2 separate regions of the Homo sapiens genome follow, and region 1 is linked to region 2. The links are chromatin contacts, found by Hi-C or POLR2A ChIA-PET in ENCODE. All regions are on one chromosome and are shown on one strand. The core of a region is the stretch at or near the end of the contact, and the rest is flanking DNA. Distances in the headings are between cores, read along the strand shown. Region 1 holds the start of RBPJ (recombination signal binding protein for immunoglobulin kappa J region). Region 2 overlaps LOC124900690 (a long non-coding RNA gene).

Evidence for each region. Hi-C counts contacts between places; a loop is a spot of excess contacts on that map. ChIA-PET counts read pairs that join two places held with the same protein, here RNA polymerase II (POLR2A). Pooled maps may share reads with other maps.
Region 1: a map of ascending aorta shows a loop between it and region 2 (8-fold over the local background). The contact joins the promoter of RBPJ here to the enhancer-like site in region 2. A Hi-C loop is called at or near these places in 21 of 168 maps with a recorded cell type or tissue (CD14-positive monocyte, CD4-positive, alpha-beta T cell, CD4-positive, alpha-beta memory T cell and 15 more), 37 of 37 single-sample maps with no recorded cell type and 27 of 50 pooled maps. POLR2A ChIA-PET finds 5 or more read pairs at or near these places in 26 of 52 experiments (A549, CD4-positive, alpha-beta T cell, CD4-positive, alpha-beta memory T cell and 16 more).

What each region holds. Positions count from the first base shown.
Region 1 is chr4:26,318,325-26,322,263 of GRCh38, forward strand. It overlaps RBPJ (recombination signal binding protein for immunoglobulin kappa J region), which reads left to right and starts at 2,690. Exons shown (of 11, transcript NM_015874.6): 1 at 2,690-2,724. The coding sequence starts at 2,705. RefSeq lists enhancers at 724-773, 1,864-1,913, 3,146-3,939 and silencers at 994-1,263, 2,734-2,863, 2,934-3,033.
Region 2 is chr4:26,203,554-26,207,284 of GRCh38, forward strand. All of the region lies in intron 2 of LOC124900690 (a long non-coding RNA gene), which reads right to left. It also overlaps a transcript of RBPJ not described here. Among named protein-coding and RNA genes, the nearest start is that of RBPJ, 120 kb to the right of the region's middle. RefSeq lists enhancers at 973-1,062, 1,046-1,547. Within about 2 kb of position 1,483, at least 8 of the 41 ENCODE cell types and tissues checked have a DNase peak (open chromatin) inside an H3K27ac peak, as active enhancers do; they include CD8-positive, alpha-beta T cell, ascending aorta and body of pancreas, where a contact is called at or near this core.

The DNA.
Region 1 (3,939 bases), core at 1,440-3,939, 120 kb after region 2:
AATCTGAAACGTGGCTGATTGAAGAATTTACGTAATCAGGAACTCATTGGATGAATGATCCAAAAGGAAGGGCTGCATTTAAAACAGTAGTCACTATAGCACCTGCCGCAGCCATACGTAAAATGGAATATTGCAATAAAAATACGGAAAGGTGACGGAAAGCAAAAAAGCCATATTAGTGGGAGGAAAAAACAGAAACTGATTTGTAAGATTACTTCAAAAGGCTAAGAAGAGACTGACAAGAAATTTTAAAAATCGTGTCCTTAAACGGGAGCAAGAATCTATACAAGGCAACAAGGCGAGAGCGCAGAGCTGTTTATTTATTTATTTATTTATTTTTCTACCCAGCTCACAGGGCCAGCGGGTAGATTAGAAAGAAAACAACCAATTGCTGCCAGGCGCGGTGGCTCACACGTGTAATCCCAGCACTTTGGGAGGCCGAGGCGGGCGGATCACGAGGTCAGGAGATCGAGACCATCCTGACTAACATGGTAAAACTCCGTCTACTAAAAAATAGAAAAAATTAGCCGGGCGTGGTGGCGGGCGCCTGTAGTTCCAGCTACTCAGGAGGCTGCGGCAGGAGAATGGCGTGAATCCAGGAGGCGGAGCTTGCAGTGAGCCGAGATCGCGCCACTGCACTCTAGCCTAGGCGACAGAGCAAGACTCCGTCTCAAAAAAAAAAAAAAAAAAAAAAAAAGAAACCAATTGCTAAAGTAGAGTAGCTAAGGAATCAGAACTTGTTTCAAAGTAAGCGAAGTAGTGGCCAGACTAGGTGACTCAAGGCATGACTCAAACCCGACTCTGGAGGCTGTCTGTCAGCTCCCGGAGGCGGGGGGCGCGGTGTCTAACACGTTTTAGGAAAGTACCAGGCTTGTGGAGGGCGACAGGAAACCTCCCCGGGAGATCGGCCTGGGGCTCCTCCTGCCCTAGAGCCTGACCTCTCACTCTCCGTACCGGCAGCGACTTCCAACCTCCTGGCTTCCCCTTCCTCCGTTCGAGGCTCCCCACCCCTCGTCTTCCATCCAGCGTCACAGGGCGTGTGCGTGTTGTGTGCGAGACGCGGGTCTCCTCCCCCGCCGCCCTCCGCCCCGTGCTCCCAGCCACGCGCCTTCCCGCCCCGCCTCCGCGGCAAGCCGCTCCCTTCCCACCCCGCCCGCGCCCGCCGCCCGCCGCCCGCCTCCCGGGCACGCGCTGCACGAACGGCGCCCGGAGCTGGTCTAGGCAAACACCTGTCCTGCCTTGGCTCCGCGAGATTTGGGGCGAAAGCTTAGGCAACAGGGGCACGTTCTCGCGAGGTTTAGGAAATTTCCCACGGCCGTGTTGTGTCTGAGCCGAGTAGTGGAAGGCGGTGGGAAGGAGGTGTAGCGTGAGACTGGACTGCCCGCATTGGGTACATGCGCAGTGCCGCTCGCGCGGGCCGCGCCAATCCTGCAGCGCCTTCAACAGGTTTCGGGCGGCGAATTCCAGTTCTCCGGGTTTTGGGGCTCCCTGCGGGAGGCAGTGCTGGATCTGGGAATCTCTAGGAAAGGAAAGAGCAAAGGAGGGGAAAGATGGGGGGCTGCAGGTAGGAGGAGGGGGCGGGATTCGGGCCCTTCACCCTGCTGTTCCATGCCCGGTGGGGCCAGGTTTGCCCGGGGGCTTCCGGGATCAGGCCGCCTGAAGCGCGATTCGGGCAGCCGGCAGCGTCCTCGGCTGTGCCAGGCCCTCGGGTGGCCCGGTTCCCTGTGCAGTAGTGGTCTCAACACACACCTGGGCTCACACACGGTGGTGGCTGCGATGGGGTCTTAGAGAGGCCATGCAGCACGCGAGCGGCAAGAGCTTTGATCGGGTCCTCTGGGCAGACTCGGAGGTGGGAGAATGTGGCTCTCAATTCCAAGGCAGTTTTCCCTTCTGGAGAGAACTACTCCGCGCTCTGGCGTGTGTCTGCGAGGTGGCCATTAGGGGTGTCTTTGCTAGAGGCCTTGGCTTGACCTCATTTCACACCCAAGGAGAACGCTAAGGCGAGAGAGCTCAACTGCAAAAGTTTTCCGCTTGAGGAGCTCTGGAAGGGCCTCCTCATTAGCATGGGGGGGTGTAATGAATGAAGACAGTCCCCGACGTGTCACTTGCCCGAACCCCAGACATCTCTGGCGCTCCTGCACCAAACGCCGAGATTAGCATAAAGGAGGCGCCCAGGGAACGTTTGAATGAATGAAAATAGCTGGGAACCCAGAGTGAGCGGGAAGCCGCTTGGAAAACACCCATTGAGGAGGTGTTTCATCTAGGCCTGTGAAACGCAGCCCATTTTCCCAGGACCCCTCCTCCCTTCTCCTCGGCCCCGCCTCCTGACCCCTCCATTCCTCGTCCCCGTAGTAATCCCCTCCGGTTTTCCTCAGTCTCCACGTACGTCCCTCAAAGCGCGTCCTAAAACCCGGATAACCGGAGCGCTCCCCATGGACCACACGGAGGGCTCGCCCGCGGAGGAGCCGCCTGCGCATGCTCCATCGCCTGGGTAGGTTTCCAGGGAAGGCAGCGAGCAGGATCCCCTACTCTGCGGGCGGCGCGAGGCGTCTGGCTCTTCGCGGCGGCGGCGAGGGGAAAGGGAGCGCGGGGGCTGGGTGGAATCGAGGAGTGAGGAAAAAGGGAAGGGGCGGGGGAGAGGGACCAGGGAAGGCGTCGGGGGGAATCTCGCGAGGGTTGGAGTTTTGGCGAGAGTTTGTGGAAGATGGCGCCTGTTGTGACAGGGTAAGTCTGAGGGAATCGGAGCGCCGGGAACCGGGAAAGTTGCGGGCGTCTGGCAGCTCACGGCGGGCAGCGGGTTCGGGGGCCGCGGCGCGCTTGGCGTTCGGGGGCCCGCGGGGGCGGCGTCGCGTGCGCCGAGCGCGGCGGCGGCGGCGTGTGGCCGTGCGCTGCCGCTCTGCGCTGCCGTGGCTCAGGCTCCAGCGCGTGAGGGCGGGCGGCGGCGGCGGCGGCGAGGCCGGCGGGTGCGGGCGTGAGTGCGGCAGGGCGCGCGGGGCCCTCGGGCGCCGTGCCTCCCGCGCGCCTCCAGCGGGCTCTGCCTGGGGGCCCCGTGCATCTTTGTTCCTCGCGGCCGTTGTCGCCGCTTCGCCCCGCTAGTGCCCCCGGCCCCGGGCGCTTTGTCTTTCACCGCTACCCGCTGCGACTCTCTACCCCCGGCCCTTTGTTTCGCCGCCTTGGGCGCTTTGTCCGACCCGTGGCGTCCCGCATCCCCTCTCCATCTCCTCCCCTCCGCTGTCCTTCCTCCCGTGCCCCTTTGTTGTGCCACACTCTTGTCGTTAGCCCAGTGACCTGCCACAGCCCGGGCACCAGATTTCTGCCTTAATTGTTCTTCCATTGTCTTTCTCCTGTGGGTCCCCTCTCACCTTTCTGTATGGTCCTGGATCACCCCCCGAGGCTTTGTCTCCCCCATCCACGGGCTTATTCTCTCGGCACCCCCTTCCTCTCCCGTCATCGGTTGATTTATCCACAACCCACGGTGTACGTCTGCTGAACTGTCTCAGCCCCGGGGACTCCATCTGCTGCTTCTAAGTGCACACAAGACTCTACGGTTTGTTGTTTTGTGGGTCTGAAAGATGCATGGGATACTTAGTTTTCTCCTCCGCACCTCTTTTTCTCGGGATTTCTTGTACCCTCCCGCCCCCCTATCGCCACCCCTTTCTCTCGGGATTAAAGCGTCTCCAATTTTCATCGCCGTCTTTTTAGTGCCGTGGGTTGTTTTGCTTGGAAACAGTAGCCTTGGAAAAAGATCTGGTCTCTTGGTGGTTCTTGCGCCCCCCGGCCCCCGCCCCCCTCCTGGTTCCTGACGGCGTAGGCCAAGGGCAGCTGTCTGTCGAAGCTTTGCAATCTAGGCTGCCTGAGGATGATTGGAGGGTATCGTAGGACGGTTAGAAGGAGGCTCAAGATGTATATATGTGTTTTTCTGTTAGTGTTTGAGAATAG
Region 2 (3,731 bases), core at 233-2,732:
GGACTTCTCTCTATTGTGTTCATGGCTCTGTCCTCCACTCCTAAACAGGAACTGGCTCAGACCAAAGGCTCTGTTGAGTGAAAGAATGATTGGCCACTGCTGCTACCTGTGGGGTCCACCACATAAAGGCATTAGCTGCCAGCAGACCCACCATACCCCCAACATGCTTTCATCTCAACAAAGTGAGGAGGTGATCAGCAGCAATGGGGCCACGGAGGTTGGCCTTTAAGTAATTGCTTCATTGCCTCACTCTACCTGAGTACATCCATCAGATCAACCGGACCAGAATTTATTGTGCCTGACAGTTAGGAACCTGAGGTTCTGGTCCTGATGCTACCTCTGTCCTGCTGCATGGTCTCAGCTATGTTGTTTAAACTCACTGGGCCTTAAAATGAAGCCAGATGATCAAGTGACCAGGGTCTCACTCTCCCACGGGGCTGGAGTGTAGTGGTGTGATCACAGCTCACTGCAGCTTCAACCTCCCAGGCTCAAGCTATCCTCCCGCCTCAGCCTCCCGAGTAGCTGGGACCACAGGTGCGTGCCACCATGCCTGACTAATTTTTGTATTTTTTGTAGGGATGGGGGGGTCTCACCATGTTGCCTAAGCTGGTCTTAAACTCCTGGGCTCAAGTGATCCTTCCGCCTTGGCCTCCCAAAACACTGGGATTACAGGTGTGAGCCACCATGCCTGGCTGAAGTCAGTGATTTTTTTTCTTTAATGTGAAAGAAATAGAGTACATAGTTTTTGCACTCAAAAAATGCTGAATCTAGCAGAGGAAGTTGTCCCCACACCAATGAAAGAGGTGTCGCCTTTGAAGACAGGACATACTGAGTCTGCTCAGTAAAGGCTGTCAGAGTTCAGGAAATGATTTGCAGAGGAAGGCGCCTTACTGGTCCTTGGGGACGGGTCTATGCAGCCCAAGCATCTGTGCAGTTACACAATGTGCTTATGAGCGTGGGTGGCCCTTCTAGCCATCCGCTGGGGATGGGACTACTCGTGGGTAGCCTGGTAGATGTGGCCATGCAGAGGGGTAGCACATTGAGATGAGATGACCTGGGTGAAGCTCACTGTTGTGTCCAAGTTGGAAGTGACACAGCTCAGCAGTGGGACACACGAGGGGAATCCCAACACCACCAGCTATGAGATGTCTGGCCTCAGTTTTCTTAGCATGAACATAGCACTGCTCTCGTAAAATGGTTATGAGGGTTCAGTAAAATACAGCATACAAAGTGCTTAGCATAAAGCATGGTAGACAGTAAGTGCTCAATAAAGGTTAACAGTAGCCTTGTTTTATTACTGTTAGTGTGTGCCCTGGAGCATTCTTTCTGAGTTGGGCTAAATATAGTCTCACCCCCTGCACTCATTTCACTGGAGACACCGGTCAGAAAACTGTGAGAATCTGGCAAGTGTGGAGTTGGCCACCTTTCCAAAGGGATGTGCCAAGGTCCTGGCCTCGGCGCCAGGGGCCACGTGGCTGGAAGGAGCTGCCTCTGGGAGCAGAGTTACGACTGCAGGATGGGGGAGGGGCTCAGTTAAGGGCCCAGGGCTCCCGCTGGCCACCAGGAGCACAGGAAGAGGGCCAGCCAACAGGTTCTCAGAACAGGCATGCAGTGACAGCTCTTGGCTGTCTTTCTCAAGCAGTGGCAGGTGTGCACTTATCTTTAGCAAGGAGAAGAGATGTGGGAGCAGCTCCGGCCCTGTGCCATCTTTCACTGCCAGCTGCCAGTGTGGAGTATAGGACATTGCCTCACCCTCTGCACAGTGTAGAAGAACCCAACACAGACCATGGAGGGCCCATGAGGCTGGATTAGCAGCTGCAATTCTGGAGTCAGGCTCCTGGGTTGACTATGTGGGATTCCTTTTTAGCTTTTCTTATTGCCCTCTCCTTGCCCCACCGCACAGTCCTACATTGCTGCAGTTGTCAAACTTTCAAATGGGAGCTGGGCGGCATGGCATGAGCCTGTAATCCTAGCTACTTGGCAGGTGGGGATTCCAGACCAGCCTGGGCAACATAGAGAGACACCATCTAAAAAAAATTTTTTTTGTTTTGTTTTTGGAGATAGAGTCTTACTCTATTGCCCAGGCTGGAGTGCAGCGGTACAGTCTCAGCTCACTGTAACCTCCACCTCCCAGGTTAAAGCAATTCTCCTGCCTCAGCCTCCTGAGTAGCTGGGATTATAGGCATGCACTACCACTCCTGGCTAATTTTTGTATTTTTAGTAGAGACAGGGTTTCACCATGTTGGCCAGGCTGGTTTCAAACTCCTGACCTCAAGTGATCTGCTCACTTCATCCTCCCAAAATGCTGGGATTACAGACATGAGCCGCCACACCCAGCCTAAAAAAATTTTTTAAGAAAAAAAAAACTTCTAAATGAAACTCAAGTTACAAAGAATAAGTAATCCATTCAGTCTGTTGAGTTGAGTAAATATGATATATGCGTATTTTTTTTATAAATTACACATAGATGAACATGTGGCATATAGTCTTATACCTAAAATAAGTGGATAATATGGTAGTCTACGTGAAAACACTAAAAGCTTTACTACCTCTCTTCTAGAAAATCCCAACTGCCACTACTGCCTCCCACTTCTCCCCAAAATGAAAAGATTTCGAACATTCTAATGTACACAGTTCCATCATGGCTACAATGATTATTTTCTTTCAAAGCAATGGTTTTCATTTGCCAAGATTGATTTATTTTTGTTTAGTGTTTTTTCGCCCTTGGTGTGACAAGTCTTGGTGATAACTTTAGCAAGAAGAGGGACTGTGACTATCCTTGTGAAATTAGCAGTTGCTTCAAATCATCTTCTTCCTCCATAGATCCAGATTTATTCCTCCCCCTCCCAGGAGCTCACTGTGGTGCTCTGCTTTCCGAGAGTTTATGTGTAACTTCCTTTGCTGTGGAGGCCAGGCTCTAGGTTAACTTCTGGAAGTATCTTTGGAAAGTAATTCTCAGGCATAACTCCAAGAAAAAGAGACACATGGTGAGGAACTGACATAATTTTTTAACACCACAACCAGCATATTTCTGCAGGCAACAGCAGCCAAAATGGGTTGCCAAGACCAATATTGATCTAGTCCTTCATCCAGTCAACAAATGCCATTGTTTATAAGATATAATTTTTTTTGGTTAAAGTTCAAAGTTAAACTCCAAGGATTTTCAAAACTATAAAAACGAAAGGCTTTCATACCCTCAAAAAAAAAAAAAAAAAAATCCTGGCCAGTTTTCCTCCTTCACGGGTTTTCGCAGTCACTACAAGAAATACAGCCAAGAAAACACTTTTTTGGTCTTTTTTTTTCTGAATTCTGGTAGTTTTTTAAAGGAGGATTGTACTAAATGCCTAAGTAAAGGTCCCCTCAAATTCTATACCTGTTCTGAAAAATCATGAACTCCAGTTGCACAGGTAACTAAGGTCTGCTTTTCTGCTCCAGGGCTGCCCACCTGCAGAATTCCATAAATCAATTCCCCCTTTTCCAGGTTTAGATTCAAGCAGTGCTCTCCATTCCCACCTCTCCTTTTAGTATGGAAATGACAGAGTTTTACTAAGCCCCTGGAGTAAGGCACAGGGTTTTGTGGTTCACGTCTGATTCTGAAATGGAAAACCTTAGCAAATAAATGGTGAGCAGATGGTGCTTTGTAAACCAGTTCCTCATGGTTTTTCTATATCCACTTCTGGGAGCTGTTGTCAGCAATGAGCAAGCCGGGTTTAGGATGGAGAACCAGGGTG